Regions from separate parts of the Homo sapiens genome. Here region 1 is linked to region 2. Evidence: chromatin loops called from intact Hi-C (ENCODE). Cell type or tissue: IMR-90. All regions are shown on one strand.

Region 1 (8,000 bases), 71 kb before region 2:
TAATAAAATAAAACAAAAAGATCAAATGCAATGGAAACACATTTCAAACAGCAGAAACAAGAGGTGTTTGTGGTAGGTGGTTAGCACAGCTGACTTCCAAAAAGCACAAAGAGCAAAGAGGACTGATCATGCTAGTGTTCTAAGGTCCTTCATCATTTGGAAGTGGGAGCAGTAATAACATCAGCGAGAAATAAATCAGGAATGGGTGTGTTAATCTTTAAAATGCCATTAAGAGAAGAGTGAAAACATAATTAGAATAGAAACACTTGATTAATGCAAAAATAATTAAAGAAATAAGAAAAATGAATTAAGACCAGATTTCACACATTAAAAATGAAATATAAAAGAGTAGACTCACATCCAAATATATTGTAATGGTATGAAAATATGGATGAACTTAGTGTGCCAGTTAACCAATAATATTGCTGAATTGGATTAAAATAACAAAATGTAACTACACGCTCTTTACAGGAGACATACTTTATGTAAAAGGACACAGAAAAAGCAGGGAAATGTATCATCAAAGGCAGAAAATTTCTAGCATTAGTAAGTAAGGAAGTTTTTGTAATGAAAACAAAGAGCCATACACAGAAGATATACCAATTCTTAATCTAAATAAAATTTAGATTTTAATCTAATAAAATATTAGTGCACCTAAAAAATAACCTCAAGATATATAAAACAAAAATGGGAAAAAACCGAAGGAGAAATAGATAAGCCCACAACCATGTTGGAATAATCCAATATACTTTAGTAACAGAAAGGTAAAACAGACCAACTAAACATCAGTGATAACATAGAAGAGATGAAAAACTAGATTGACAAAATTGACCTAATAAGCAAACCCAGTGTCCCAGTTCATTCAGCCGTTAAAGGGCAATAGATTGGGTGGCTTATAAACAACAGAGACTTATTTCTCATTGTCTTGCGAACACAAAATATTTGAGACAGATCTCAGTCAATTTAGAAAATTTATTTTGCCAAGGTTACAGACACACACATGACACAGCCTCAGAAGTCTGCTCAGAATGATGGTTTCCAGCTTCATCCATGTCCCTGTAAAGGACATGAACTCATCCTTTTTTATGGCTGCATGGTATTCCATGGTGTATATGTGCCACATTTTCTTAATCCAGTCTATCATTGATGGACATTTGGGTTGGTTCCAAGTCTTTGCTATTGTGAATAGTGCAATAAACATACGTGTGCATGTGTCTTTATAGTAGTATGTTTTATAATCCTTTGGGTATATACCCAGTAAAGGGATCACTGGGTCAAATGGTTTTTCTAGTTCCAGATCCTTGAGGAATCACCACACTGTCTTCCATAATGGTTGAACTAGTTTACACTCCCACCAACAGCATAAAAGTGTTCCTATTTCTCCATATCCTCTCCAGCATGTATTGTTTCCTGACTTTTTAATGATCGCCATTAAAATCCTGACTTTTTAATGATCATTTAATGATCGCTTGAGATGGTATCTCATTGTGGTTTTGATTTGCATTTCTCTGATGACCAGTGATGATGAGCATTTTTTCATATGCCTTTTGGTTGCATAAATGTATTCTTTTGAGAAGTGTCTGTTCATATCCTTTGCCCACTTTTTGATGGGGTTGTTTTTTTCATGCAAATTTGTTTAAGTTCTTTGTAGATTCTGGATATTAGCCTTTTGTCAGATGGGTAGATTGCAAAGATTTTCTCCCATTCTGTAACAGCAAAAGAAACTATCATCAGAGTGAGCAGGTACTCAGTTTTTAGTACGTACTCAGTGAACATTTGTTAGATGAGTCAGCAGGAGAATCCTTTATGTTGTCTAGTGCGAAGTTCCTGCAATGGCCCACCCTCCTTTGCCTCAGTCTTCCATTCTGACTTCATCTTCTGTGGGCCTTCAGTTAGGAACTGCTCTAATATTAATACCTTCTAAACTGCAAATACTATGCAAGGTTAGCTTGGGAAGGATGGTGTCTTACATGTATTGACTCTTGGACCATCCGCCTCTTTGACTGCTTGTCTGTATGTGCATTTGTCGACATCACAGCTTCAGATACTCCGTTGCGTCCTAAGTGGTCAGGCCACAAGTTGGTTTTATACATTTTTAGGGAGGCATAAGGCATCAATACATGTGAAATGTACATTGGTTTGGTTGGGAAAGGCAGGATAACTGGAAGCACGGGCTTCCAGGTTATAGGCGATTCAAAGGTTTTCTGATTGGCAATTGGTCGAAAGAGTTATTGTCTAAACCTGGAATTAATATAAAAGAATGTCTGGGTTAAGATAAGGGGTTGTGGAAACCAAGGTTTTATCAAGAAGTTGAAGCTTCCAGGTAGCAGGCTTCAGAGAGAATAGACTGTAAATGTTTCTTATGAGACTTAAAGAGTTTGTTCTATCAGTAATTCCAAAAGAGAGGAGGGTATGATAAGGCACATCTGACTCTCTCTTCCCATCATGGCCTGAACTAGTTTTTCAAGTTATCTTCCCAATGGCCTTGGCCGAGAGGAGGGGTCCATTTGGATGGTTGAGGCTTAGAATTTTACTTTCGGTTTCCACATCCCTCTGGCTCTCAGCCTCTACCTTGGTGGGCCTCATTACCTGAGCTGGGTGGGGGATGAAATGAGCTTGGAAAGACTGGGCTGGTTTTGAGAGAAATGATAGAAAGTGTCAGGCTTTGCCATGGACTTTCTGGAGGCTATGGAGAGGGGAAAGGACAAGGGGTAGGAACAGAGCTTCAAACTTGAGAATGCAGAGAATCCAGAGCATGAGCCCTGAGTGTGTGTGGACACCAAGAAGGGGGAGGGGTGTTAGTTCACTTTCCTGCAGCTGATAAAGACATACTTGAGACTGGGAAGAAAAAGAGGTTTAATTGGACTTACAGCTCCACACAGCTGGGGAGGCCTCTGAATCACGATGGGAGGTGAAAGGCACTTCTTACATGGTGGCAGCAAGAGAAAATGATGCAGAAGCAAAAGCAGAAACCCCTGATAAACCCATCAGATATCGTGAGACTTACTTATATCATGAGAACAGCACAGGAAAGACCAGCCCCATGATTCAATTACCTCTGCCTTGGTCTCTCCCAAAACATGTGGGAATTCTGGGAGATACAATTCAAGTTGAGATTTGAATGGGGACACAGCCAAACCACATCAGGGAGTCTGTTTGTGGGTAAAGCATAGGCGTCTCTGACCACTGAGACACCGCCTCCAGAGCAGCCACAGACACAAGGCAGAACCTGCTGCCATATGCAGTTGGCGTGGAAAGGAACACACGGATGCTGCATTTAATAACTGTTGTGTTTCTGTGGACGGTGAAGGCACGCAAGGCTCCAGCTTGTTTTGAAGACTGAATTTTAGAATCCCTTGACCACCCATTCCTTTTCTCTAAATCTGAAATCCTTTTCTTTCTGGATTGCATCCAAAGAGAAACTTGTGATGAATTTTACCATGTGCTGTGCTGACTCCCAGCCATGAAGCACAGGCCGTTGCTGGAGCCACGTGTGCAGATGGCGGCTGATGGGGAAATGAGGAAAGACACTTGCTCCCACCGCAGGGAATAATGCATCTTTGTTATTTCATTTCTGAAAGAAGGAAATTGTTCCACTGTGCTTTGATAAAATAGATGATCCTTTCTTTTTAAAGAGAATGAAATAAACAATTCTGAGGTTAGTTGCTTTAAAAAATCTGTTTATATATCAGTTTCTGCCAAAGACCTTGAAAAAGTGCATTGCTGGTGGTGGTGATGTTTCTCCCCGCCCCTCCCCGCCCCCCGAAAACACATTGTATTCATTATATGGTCTGCATTTTGCCTGGGGTTAAGAATCCACAGGATTTTTCTCTTGAGTCCAATTCAGAATGTATGTTTTAATTCTTCGGAGAATTTATCTCTTGCCTGTGTGGAGGTTTGAGACATGTAAACATCTCTCCAAATAACCACCACCAGCCTGTGACGGACGCAGCCAGCAGTTATTCCAGGCATGTGGGAGATGGTTGCTGATCCAGCCTGGGAGTCACTGATACCAAAACAGAATGTCTGTGTTGATGGAGAATCTACCATTCAGATTCATGTCTGGAAGGCATTTTTTGATTGTTTCTGTAATTCTGAAATATTTCAGAGACCATAATCCCCATAAAATAGGAATTTGTGACCCTGACTCCGATGGAGGTAGCTTAAGATTCATTTCTTTTTTATGTTCTGTGATTTTACATATCACTTAAAATGGGATAAGTTTTTTAGTTGCTGACTATTTAGTTATGGGCTTAGCAAGAGTGTCCAGAAGAGCTTATTCAGCACAACATCATCACGAGTCTATGGCTGCAGAGTCTCAGCCATGTGTATTCCATGTGTATTACAGTGTATTCATTAACCTATTAATAAATCATTTATTAATTTATGTTTTAAATTAATGTATGTTTATTCCAGAGAATGGAGATACAGCAGTGAACAAAACAGTCAAGTTCCTTGTTATTATTGAGTTTACTTTCAAGCGGAAAGATGCATAGTAATATATTATATATCAGAGGCTATGGGTGAAAAGACAGAAAACTAGAGAGTCACAGAGAAGGGCATGTTACTGTGGATAGAGACTCCTATCCAGTGAAGACCTGAACTGCTGGAGCGGGTGCACCCAGCCCCACAGGAGCAGCCCAGGCAGAGACAGCAAGCGCACGCCTGCATTCGAGCTGCTTTGCAAAGGGGCAGAAGGCGGCTGAGTGAGATGCAGAAGTTTAAATACTGCCCTATGGTCAGCTTGTGCCTTGGATAAGCTCTCTTGACAGGCAATCACAAGATTTGTCTTTCGTATTTTCTATTTAAAACAAAGAAAATAACTCTAAACTGATATTTTAATAAAAAGCAATTCCGGAAGCCAACTTTCTGTTCCTTCCTGAATACCTGGACCCATAGAGAAGGGAAGGCTGGGCTTATGGGCATGGGTGAGCAGGGATGAGGCTGAGGAAGTTAGTAGGAAATGCTTTCTAGATCACTGGCCTCCTCTGCCTGGTGAATAGCAAATGCTGGAAGAATTATTTGCAGAGCTGCACAACATATGTTGTCTTTGACAGCATGACCTCTTGGTAAAGAATTCTGCATCTCAACCATGTGGAGGTACCCACTGCACTGAGATAAATCAGGAACAGCAGATGTGTGCAGCTCTGTCATTTACTCTGCTTAAGGTGTTTTAATCCCAAAGAGGTAAGAAGAAATTAAGACAAAATCGAAGTCACCTGTATTAAAAGAATCAAAGCATCTTGGAAAATAGGGATATTTTCTCCTGGCAGCCCTCACTGTAGGGTACCCCTGGGCGTCTTCTGTACCTCCTGTCCTCTCTTGAAGGTTTATTTCATTGTGAAGGAGACATCTGCCAACTGAAGTGTGTTTGCTCATATCAGCTAACTGGATTCTACTTTTTCAAAATGTGAATTAAATAAAATGTAAACAATGTAAACTATTGTAAAAGGTTGTGAAATTAGTTTTCATTATACAACAATATCAATATAATAAAAAAATAAATTCACTGTGTGTTCTTAAAATTTGAATAAAGGAAATTCTTATGAAAATGTAAACAACTCTTTCCCCATACATTTCTGAGCTCCACTAAGAAGAAGAAAACTATTTATGCTTGATAGCTTCTCTTTTCTCTCCACAGTTCACAGCAGAAATAGTTGCAAAAGTATTTTCCTAAACTAAAATGTAATTCAACAGAGAAGCTGCTTCACCTGTTATAGACAGGAGACAAGAAAATATGGCGTAGAAGAAGGCAGTTCCCCCAGCAAAGGCCCCACCCTCAAGCCTGGAGACCCATGGCCCTAAGTGGGAAAAGGCTTTTCTGTTTTTGAGCCGAAAAAGTTGCCTTTGGCCCACCACACCTCCCCCCAATTCTGTACCCATATAAACCCTGAACCCCAGGCTCCAGAAGCAGATGAGCAGGTGAGGAGACAAGCAGATAGACAGCAGAACAAGGCAGCAGAGAAAGAGAGAAGAGGAGGAGTGTCTGAATGATGAGAGGAGTTCGGCTGGGTGTGGTTGGAGAGGACTTCGGCTGCTGGACAGCCAGACTCCAGGGGAAGATCGCCTTCCCACTCCATCCTCCCTTCCAGCTCCCCATCCATCCCACCGAGAGCCACGTCCACCACTCAGCAAAACCCTGCATTCATCCTTCAAATCTGTGTGTGACCCGATTCTTCCAGGATGCTGCGCAAGAGCTCAGGATACAGAAAGCTGTCACACTGGCCCTTGGCCCTTGCAAAAGGCAGAGGGTCCACTGAGCTGGTTAACACTTAAGCCATCTGTGGATGGCAAAGCTAAAAGAACATGGTAACACTGGGACTGCAGGCACCCACCCCTAGACACTACTGCAGGGCTGGAGCCCAAAGCAATTGTCCCTGCTTGCACCTGCCTGTCTGCATGCTCCCACTCCGGTCAGGGGTTTGGATGGTGGCGGCGATGGAACAGGTGAGCCACACCCCCATTACACGTTATTTGAGGGGGATCAGGAGACTCCCATTTCACCTATAGACATTTATTTCAAGAGAAGCATTTCAGGAATATATGTACTTTATTAAAGATGTATACCTATTTTTAAAAATCGTTTTGTAATTAGCTTAGTTGATATCTTTGGAAGCCTTAGAGTGAGAAAAAAATACTGCTTGTTGGACTGGGAAAAGAGGGATGAGAACCACACAATTATATGAAAGAATTAGTGAATTAACTGCATTTAGTCCATATTTACTGCCTTACCTGCTTCTGTTGTGGGTTTATACATGTGATGATAACTGACCTTTGGGTAGAAGCATCGTCATCTCTGCTGGGATCAACACTCATCCTGGTTTAGGCTTCAGCTTCCTGTGGAACATGGACCCTTTGTTGCTGGGACAGGTGGCCCTCCTCAAGGACTCTGAGAAGCAGGTGCGTGCTTTGGTGGGGGTAGGAGTACCGAGGGGATGAGGAACGGGAGGAACTGCTGGCATTCTAAGCCATCGGATGAGGGAATGGAGGAGCGAGATTTGCCATAAGCGATGTCCTGTCTAGGGAGCCATGACCGACTTGCTCGGGCTTCCATGAGCAGCATCTGTCCGAATTAGGGCTGCTGCCCTCCTCTGCACCACGGCCTCCAGAACAGATCTAATTATAGCGCTTGGCATGCTCTAGTTTAGTTCACTTCAGGAACTTCCTTTTTACTTGCTTATTCTCAGTGCTTCTGCAAATGCATGACACATAATTGCTACAGTGATCCTTGAGGGGGAAAAACATGAATGCAGCCATCCCCATTGCTGGGGAAACTACAGTGATCCCTTGAGGGGGAAAAACATGAATGCAGCCATCCCCATTGCTGGGGAAACTACAGTGATCCCTTGAGGGGGAATACATGAATGCAGCCATCCCCGTTGCTGGGGAAACAGTGGCGCTGGGGATATGCCCTCCTGGCAAAGGCCTTAGTTGGCAATTCAGGGCCGGGGCAGAGAGAGAAGCAGACCTTTGTCAAATGTGTTGAGTTGCGCTGCTAACTGGTTTCTGAGCAAAGGCTCCCTGTGCGTGTTCCAGCATGATCTGTGCTCAGGCCCACACATATGCCAATGCTGCTGGTGACCCTCCAACCCCGTGACACCACCACCTCAGCCGGCTCACACTGTGGACGAGGAAGAGGCCCTGTGCGCCGGGGAGGGAGGCTCTGCTTGTCAGGAACAACTTGCGTCTATCATGACTCTTGAGTTTGGACCAACTTCTGAAAGTAAACAATCCTGTCCTGAAGCAGGGTGAGTGGACGACCTAATTGGCTCTGACCAGTCCCCACTTTAGCAGCTGTGACTTTGCTCATCCTGTTGGAGTGTCTTTGCGAATTACACAGAGGACCATCAACAGCCGATCCCAAGAGCAGATGTGAGTTGTCATGTTAATTCTTCATAGAGAAGGAAGAGCTCAGCTGAAAAGCATGCAAGTTTACTTTATTATTATTATTATTTTTTTATGTAACCCGAGATTGGGTCAACATTAGCAGTATTTCAAAA
Region 2 (8,000 bases):
ACGACTAGACATTCATTTTCTGTTTCTGAGGCAGTCACCTACGAAAAGCCTCAGCACTGGAGATGCCAAGGCAGCCGTGAGCCATTCTGGGTGAGAAACACCTTCTAGCAGGGCCCTGGGGCCACAGCGCGGTGGGTGTCCCCTGGCTTAGACATCTGCTTCTGCTTCTGCTTCTCTTTGCTTCTACATTCAAAATCTTCTTGCTTTGGTTGTATGAATCACTTTTCTATTCGCCTTTAGAAACCACTAAAAGTGATGTGCTTTCCCTCGTATGGTGTGGGTTCCAAATACACTGAGTGACTTAGTGGGTCTTTAAATGGAAGAAATGGAATTGTACATACTCTTAATTTTAAACAATGTGAAAATATTTTTGCTGTATCCCACGTTTAGTTACACACAGAAAAACAGCACAAAAGTATAAGAGATATGTAGTTTCGCAAGGCTTTTTGTTGTTATGTTTAGTTGGATATATTTCTAATGAAGCACAAAGACCTCTACATATGAATACTTATGTTAACTATTGTCTAAACTCGAATAACGCAACAAAATCAATATCCTAAAATATTCTCCCAAAATCCAGACAATGTATAATTTTGTATGTATCAAGATGTTCAAATTTACTCATAGATTTTTGGGGGGTGGAAGGAAGGTGAAGAGGTTCCTCAAGAGAACATTTTTAAAATTGGAATCAGCTGTTAATTTGAATATAGGTGTAGTTGTAAATGAAAGAATGATTTCTAAAATGACATGAATGTAACATGTGTATCCTTTTAAGTTAGAAAAAAACACAGTTGAAGGTCATACATCCAGGTCAGCTTTAAAATTAATAAGTATAAAAACCATCTTCTTCCTTGCCAGCATTTGTGAGCCAGATGCAGCGTAGAACATAATCTGCCCGTGCAGGGAATGACAGTGTGAATGTGCGTATTATCGAGGTGAAGTCAGTCCCGTCAGCAATGATGGGCCCAACTGTCCCTGCCCGTCTTTGCTCCAACGTCCTAAAATACACCTCAAGTCTGGCACTGTTTTTAAACTCCTTCTATGATGGGTCTTCGTGTCCAGCAACAAGCTGGAGCGGCCTGGTGTGGTATGTGGGTCACGACTCAATTGCTTCAATCCCTTTCTTCCCTGAGCAATCCCCGCTCTCCCAGGTGCAACTGGTCAGTTCAATGAACCTGACCTTCACTGTATTCTAAGCACGCCAGACACACTGAAATCTCCTCCTCATCCTCTCTTGGGAAATTTCTACTCAACGTTTAATAAAGAATCTGAGTGCTGCCCCCTCGATGGGTCTCCCAGAGCCCCGTGCTGTCTTTGCATTCCTGCTGCAGCTCGTGCATCCTTTCCTGTCACCTGTGTTTCGTTCTCCAAATGCTACTCCTGCGTGGGACATATTGATGGTGTCCTGCAGGAAGGGGCTGAGGCACTATAAATAGGGAATCCATTTCTAGCTCTACTCCAAGTAGGACACAGTCCTTCTCAGACAAGCATACTAGAACTCACTATTCCTCACCAGCTCCTCAGAGTGCCGAGGCTCAGGCTTCCCCAGAAAGCATGCAGACCAAGTGCACATGGACCACAAACTGAGAGCTGCAATAGTCCTGAGCCCCAGCTGGGAATCCTCAGAGCCTGCTGGAAAGCACAGTTCTTCATAGACATCAGTGAACTGAAGGCTTCCTGTGGAGCTCGTGGATGATGAAAGGACACTGGTCCTGATGGGCAGGGATGCTTGGTGTGTAGTTCTGTAAAGACGTTGGGACTCACGGGACTCCATCCGTCCAAGCGGGCCCAGCTGGGCCTCCCCTGAGACTTGGGCCTTAGTAGGTGCCTATCATTTCTTCTGGTGCAGATTCAGGCCTGTGAGTGAATATGACCACATAACCTGTGCTTCCCGGGAGGTTCTGGACACATTCCAGTTGTTGCTCTGTCTCCTACTTCTGCAGCCAGACTTCTCACAAGTATTGACTGCATACATTGTGTCAATAATGATGACTTCAGCAGCATCTAACCAAACCAAATTACAGCAGCCTCACCAAAAAAGATGTGTTTTCGGGGAATAGAAAGTTCAGAAGCAAACAGTCCAGGGTGATTGCAGCTGTTCAGGGAATTCACCCAAGGCCCCGGCTCCCTCCCACTTTCTGCTCCATTGAAGGGTAAAGGTCTCTTGCAGATGGACCCACTTCACCCTGAGCTGACCTTGGGCTTATTACCTGTGTTCTCGTTTTTACCAGGCTAGTTGCTGTAATGTTGCTTAAAAACTAATGCTAGGGGCTATAAACTTGCAAACGTAATTTTGTGCCAGACATAAATTTCTAACCATATGCTAGAATTGCTCAAATTGTGTCTATTTTTTCTCAAGAAAACTTGGCTGCCTATCCATTGCTTATGGAATAAAATAGAATCTCCCTCATTTGTTATTTAAAGACTTTTTGAGCAAACTTCTCCCCCTTGCGAGGTTTACCTCAAGTAAACGCCGTCACGTCCTCCACACCCCAGAGGAACTGACCTCCACGCTCCTCAGTCGCTCCCCTGCGTTCATGTCCTGTGGTGGTTCAGACCTCAGTAAGAGACATGGCTAAACTGCTTCACCAGAAAATGTAATGTGATGTAATATCCTTTCTGATTTATTTTCTTTCCGATCTTTGTATTAAGAACTAAAGATCGTGTGCAGCTTGGTCGTGTCATTCCGTTGTTGTGAAATGTTTTCCGAATGAGCTTTGCAGAATTTCTCTGCATCTGTGCAGTTTTTCAGTGGAAGAGAAGCAGGCCACGTGTCCACGACCCAATGCAACTCCTCCCGCGTTAGCTGCCACAGCCAAGAAGGGAGCCTGCAACTTCTCTTCTCCTTGCCTGAGCTGTTGGCCACATGCTGAAAACGAAAACTAAGCAGTGTGTCCATGGCTCCTCCAAAACAACGCTCATTCCCGCTGTGCAAGAATGCCTCAGCCCTCACTGAGTTTCCATTTTTTTTCTGGCTGTCAAAGTAGACAAAGTTTATGTCATACATCTTAGCAGCTAAATGTATGTTCTTAGATTGTTTCTTTGTGCACAAATACTGTCTTATCAAACTGTATGGTCCTTACACACAAGTAAACACATGGGAAGCACATGAGAAGCTTTAGTGACTATTTCATTAACACTTCTGAATAGCGTTAGCCGGAAACAGTAAATCCAGAGCCTTCCTCACATCCTCACATGCCTTCAGATATCCTCTGACCTTCGGAAGTGACCTTAGGTATGATTTTCCTTTCCTCATTTCCAAGTCTTTGATCCAAGTGGGGTTGAAGTATCATCCCGACTCATTTCTGAAGACTTGTAGCATAGGGCAGCCCCTGGCTTATTCTCAAGCTGCCCAATATCTTTAGTTTGTTTATTTTTTCCAAATATGCCAAGACAAACTTTCCCTCAAGCAGAAATGATAAATCCACATGGCTTATTTACAGCAGTTCCAGGGGACTAGAGGGATATGATAAAAAGAAGCCAGGGGGTCCCTGTGAGGCCAACATTCTGTAAGACGCTCCGGTCAGGGCCATTCATTTCTAATCACAGTTAGTCCTCAGAGTGGGAATCATGATATCCATTTTAGGAAAGGAATTCAATTGTATGTATTAAGAATTTGGGGCAAAAGCTTGGTAGGAAAGCAATAAACATTTATTTGATGAAGATGTATATGTCCATGAGTGACAGACAGGAATTGCAACTAACGTGTATCAGATTCCAAAGCATTTTTTTTTTTCAGCAAACTATACTTAATGGTATGTTATGTGATCTGCCAATATCATCACATAGACTTTTAAAAATCTTGGCCGGGCACAGTGGCTCACACCTGTAATCCCAGCACCTTGGGAGGCAGAGGCGGGGGGGATCACCTAAGGTCAGGAGTTCGATACCAGCCTGACCAATAAGGTGAAACCTTGTCTCTACTGAAAATATGAAAATTAGCTGGGGGTGGTGGTGTGCACCTGTAGTCCCAGCTACTCGAGAGGTTGAGACAGGAGAATTGCTTGAACCCGGGAGGTGGAGGTTGCAGTGAGCCGAGATCGTGCCACTGCACTCCATCCAGCCTGGGTGACAGAGTGAGACTCCATCTCAAAGAAACAAAACAAAACAAAACAAACTATTTTGGCCTTTAAAAATATACTTTATTTTTCTCTCTTATCAAAATGCTTACTTTCAAGAAATGGATCCCAGTTTACACTAGTAATTGTCCATGTCTTTGGAATACCTGCCTGTGCTCCTGGGAGGTTGAGCTATTTCCCCATTTTACACATATGGGAACTGAGGCTTCAAGGAGTGAAATAATTTTGCTAAGATGGAACTGTAATGAAAGCACCGAGGTTTGCAGCCGTAGGGGTCTCATTACACAGAGAAGGCCGTTCTCCTGCAATGCACTGTGTGTCATGGCTAAACTCTTTCACAGCCCCGAGTGGCTCTCTGGCATGAAGCTGGTCACATAGTTTTCTGAATTTGCAATGCAGTAATTATCTAGGGTCAAGATGAAGAATTCTGTAGGAGAGGCAGCTGGGATATCTTGGTGAATTCCCAAATACTTCTATAGCCACAGGGTATTTATGAAGACCCATGGTGATGGTCAGCATTCCTAGCAGGGGTTGGGAGCATTCCACTTGACCCCAGCCCTGCTGCTCCGTCCGTTCAACTGGGCTGCTCTGGGGCTGGTGCAGCCTCTCAGGATGTGGAGTCAGGAAACCCAGGAATCCCATTCCTTGCTCCAGGCCACCCAGAACATCAGGGTGGGGCTGGTGTAGGAGCTGCAGCCTCCTGTTGTTGGTCTTATCCAGATTCCAGGCTTCTCTAGCAGACATTCTAATGTAAAGTCATATTTTGGAAAGTGATTTCATCATCTGATTCCCAAGTTTTTCTCCAGAAAATTCTGCTTTTTCATCACTTCTCAAAGGCACACTTTTAAATAAAAACCATAAAGTGTTGGTTCATATTGTTTATTCTTGTGTACAAATCTGCTGTGTCAATAAGAATAAGGTACTTTTGAAATGTAGACACACTGTGGTCCTGATGCGTTTGGTTCAATTCGGGTGAGTGCGGCTCTCGGGATGCCCCCAGTTACAGCGCCAAGTGGGTCCTTAGCTCTGGCCTCTCCCTAGCTGTGATTCCCTGGTCAAAATTCGCTCCCTAATTCTCAGGAACAACTTCAAACTCCTGCCATTCTCTTCAAACCTTGGATTTCAGGTGAAGTCCCAGCCTCAGCCGGATCTGTCAAAGGGCACTGAAGTAGAAACTGCGTCTCGGGATATGTCCTGCCTTGAGGCGAGTGCAAGGGGCTTTTGCCCGGTCACTCCCAGGCCACAGACTCATCTGGGGCTTTGGATTCCTAAGCACTCCTCCCTCCCGATGGGACACCCTGTTCCACAGCCTCTGGATACTCTCATGAGGTCTGTGGTGTGGACCCCAAGCAGCAAACCCACAGACGCACGCTGTGCATGGAATCTAAGAGGATCTGGGCAGGACCCTGGGTGGTCCGGGGCTCCGGGGAGCAGAGGCCACACTGACATTAACTGGGTGAGGATTTTACAAGGAGGAATGCCTGTGCAAGGGAAACAATGTGGGAGAGTGGCCAGGCTGGGACTCGAGTTCTACCCCAGAGGAGGACAGAGAGAAAGGAGGCTGGGAGGATGCATCTTGGACCTCTTTGTAGACTGAGAGACTGCCACTGCTGCTGCAGAGCCCCAAGGCCAAAGCCAGCGGTCAGAGAAGCCCAGCGCCTCCCCAAGGACGGGCTCCGCTAAGCCTTCCTATCCACGTGAATGTTGCTGAGGAACAGCTCCCAGGCAGTGCAGCCTTCACACTAAGGCAGCAGTGGATTGCAGATGGTTGCAGCTGGCGTCCTGTGAAGACATATTCATTGCCGCGACATCAGACATCATAAACGTGCATATGAGCACCAAGGAAGCACACGGTGTTGTATTCATCCATTTTCACACTGCTGTAAGGAACTGCCTGAAACTGGGTCATTTATAGAGGAAAGAGGTTTAATTGACTCACAGTTCAGCATGGCTGGGGAGGCCTCAGGAAACTTACAATCATGGAGGAAGGTGAAGGAGAAGCAAATACCTTCGTCACAAGGCAGCAGGAGAGAGAGAGAACCAAGAACCAAGTGAGGAGCGCCACCTTTAAACCATCAGCTCTCATGAGACTTCCTCACTATCACAACAGCCTGGGGGAAACCGCACCCACGATCCAATCACCTCCTACCAGGTCCCACCCTCGATACATGGGGATCACAATTTGAGATGAGATTTGGGTGGGGACACAGAGCCAAGCCATATCAAGTATGTTCACAGAAGTCTTATTCATTATGACCTCAAACTGAGAACACATCAAATGTCTATCAGCAGTAGCATGTATCAATAAGTAACGGTGTCTCTTTTTACAATGAGTTACTTTACAGGAATGGCATCTTCTCTACTGCATAGGACATGGATGAATGCCACAAACATCATGCAGACTAGAAGGGGTCAGACGCAAAAGACCATGTGTCACGTGACACCACGTGTGCTCAGCTTTGAAACAGACAGAGCCGCTTTGCAGCGTTGGCCCTCAGATTAGGGGTCACCTTCTGGAAGGAAGGGAGGGAGGGTGAGGAGGGCAACAGAAGTCCTTCTGAGGTGTCAATAGTACTCTATTTGCGATTATTGTCAACATAGTTTTAATCTGTAAGCAACTTGCTTAAATGTTGACAGTTATTTTGTGTGCATGTGTGTATGTTAACTATAAACCCAGCTCCCTGGTTTATAACATTTGATATGAATGGTTCCTTAATGCAGAATCAAAAACACAGGTAGGTGCACAGTCCTTGTGCATGAAAATAATTGCTACAACCATGTATTAATACGTGGGGCACAAAAAATCATGGAACCTATCTTTTTTTTTGGTTAACAGTATAAAGAATGTTATCACTCACAGTGCTATTGACTCAGTCCAGGCACTGAACTGGACACCAGGCGCTCTGAGAACAAATTGCTTGGATATTCCTAGGCTTGTTTATTTTGACATCAGTTAAAAGTAATATTGTGAAGAAGGATGGAAATAGATGTTGAAATGCTATCTGGCAGGGCAATGATTCCAATGCTTAGCACGAGGTCTGTGGTCGGTCCAGCTTGAATTCCTTTTCTCAAGATAGGTCACCTCGGATTCTCTAAGAAATGTGCACAATGCTTAAATAAAATGCCATTTTTGTCAAACTGTGTAGACACACAAAACTCAAACAGAAAATTGGCACCACAGTCCCACTTTCTGTCGTAAAACCATCTTCTCCCTCAGGCTGATTCATTCGGTCATAACCCAGCAGCCCATGAGTCTCTAAGCACCTACTGTTGGTGGAGCCTGAAGCTGTATCATGCGCCTCGAGGGGCTGACTCACAGCCCAGGGCTCAGCCGTTCACAGCGACCTCAGCGTGACTCACGCTCAGGACCCAGGTCCTGTCCAAAGTTATTAAAGCTGCACTCAGGCCCTCTGTGCCTCTGACTATCGCGTTCCTTCACAATTATTAGCAGAGAACCCCTCCTGGTGAGAGCAGGCTGAAATATCTGAAATTCATTTTCTTTTAAGGGACTCCAGTTTGGCACATAAATTTCCCCTCTTTGCTCTCCCCAGAAAACACACTGTGAATCTGGCATTTCTTTTTCATCATGCTAAGAACACATGGGAACGTCATAGTTTTAATTTACTGTATTGCATGTATTTAAGGTGTGTGACACGCTGTTTGGATCCAGTGATCTGGTCATGCACACTCATAGGGAAGCAAGGACTACAGTCAAGCCAATTAATGCGGACATCATTTCACACAGTTGCTGTGTGTGTGCGGGCATGGTAAGTGTATCAGTCAGGGTTCTCTAGAGGTACAGAGCTAATGCAATAGATGTATATGTAAAAGAGGAGTTTATTAAGTATTAACTCACCCAATCACAGGGTCCCACAATAGGCGGTCTGCAGGCTGAGGAGCAAGGAGAGCCAGGCCAAGTTC

What was found. Peaks named below come from ENCODE experiments on the same cell type or tissue, not always from the same donor. Only the 100,000 strongest peaks of a DNase experiment are listed, where the experiment ranks them.
Region 1: a loop joins it to region 2, with 5 times the contacts of the local background. A loop is called at or near these places in 5 of 110 quality-filtered maps.

The regions. Positions count from the first base shown.
Region 1 is chr6:169,141,577-169,149,576 of GRCh38, reverse strand. No RefSeq gene overlaps it. Among named protein-coding and RNA genes, the nearest start is that of LINC01615, 17 kb to the left of the region's middle. In IMR-90, no CTCF peak of the experiment used is centred here; DNase peaks (open chromatin) are centred at 3,476 and 3,916; H3K27ac peaks cover 1,781 bases.
Region 2 is chr6:169,070,109-169,078,108 of GRCh38, reverse strand. LOC124901469 (a long non-coding RNA gene) reads right to left here and starts at 2,689. Exons shown (of 2, transcript XR_007059888.1): 1 at 2,462-2,689. RefSeq lists an enhancer at 7,096-8,000. In IMR-90, a CTCF peak has its summit at 7,533; DNase peaks (open chromatin) are centred at 2,708, 4,588 and 7,348; H3K27ac peaks cover 5,401 bases.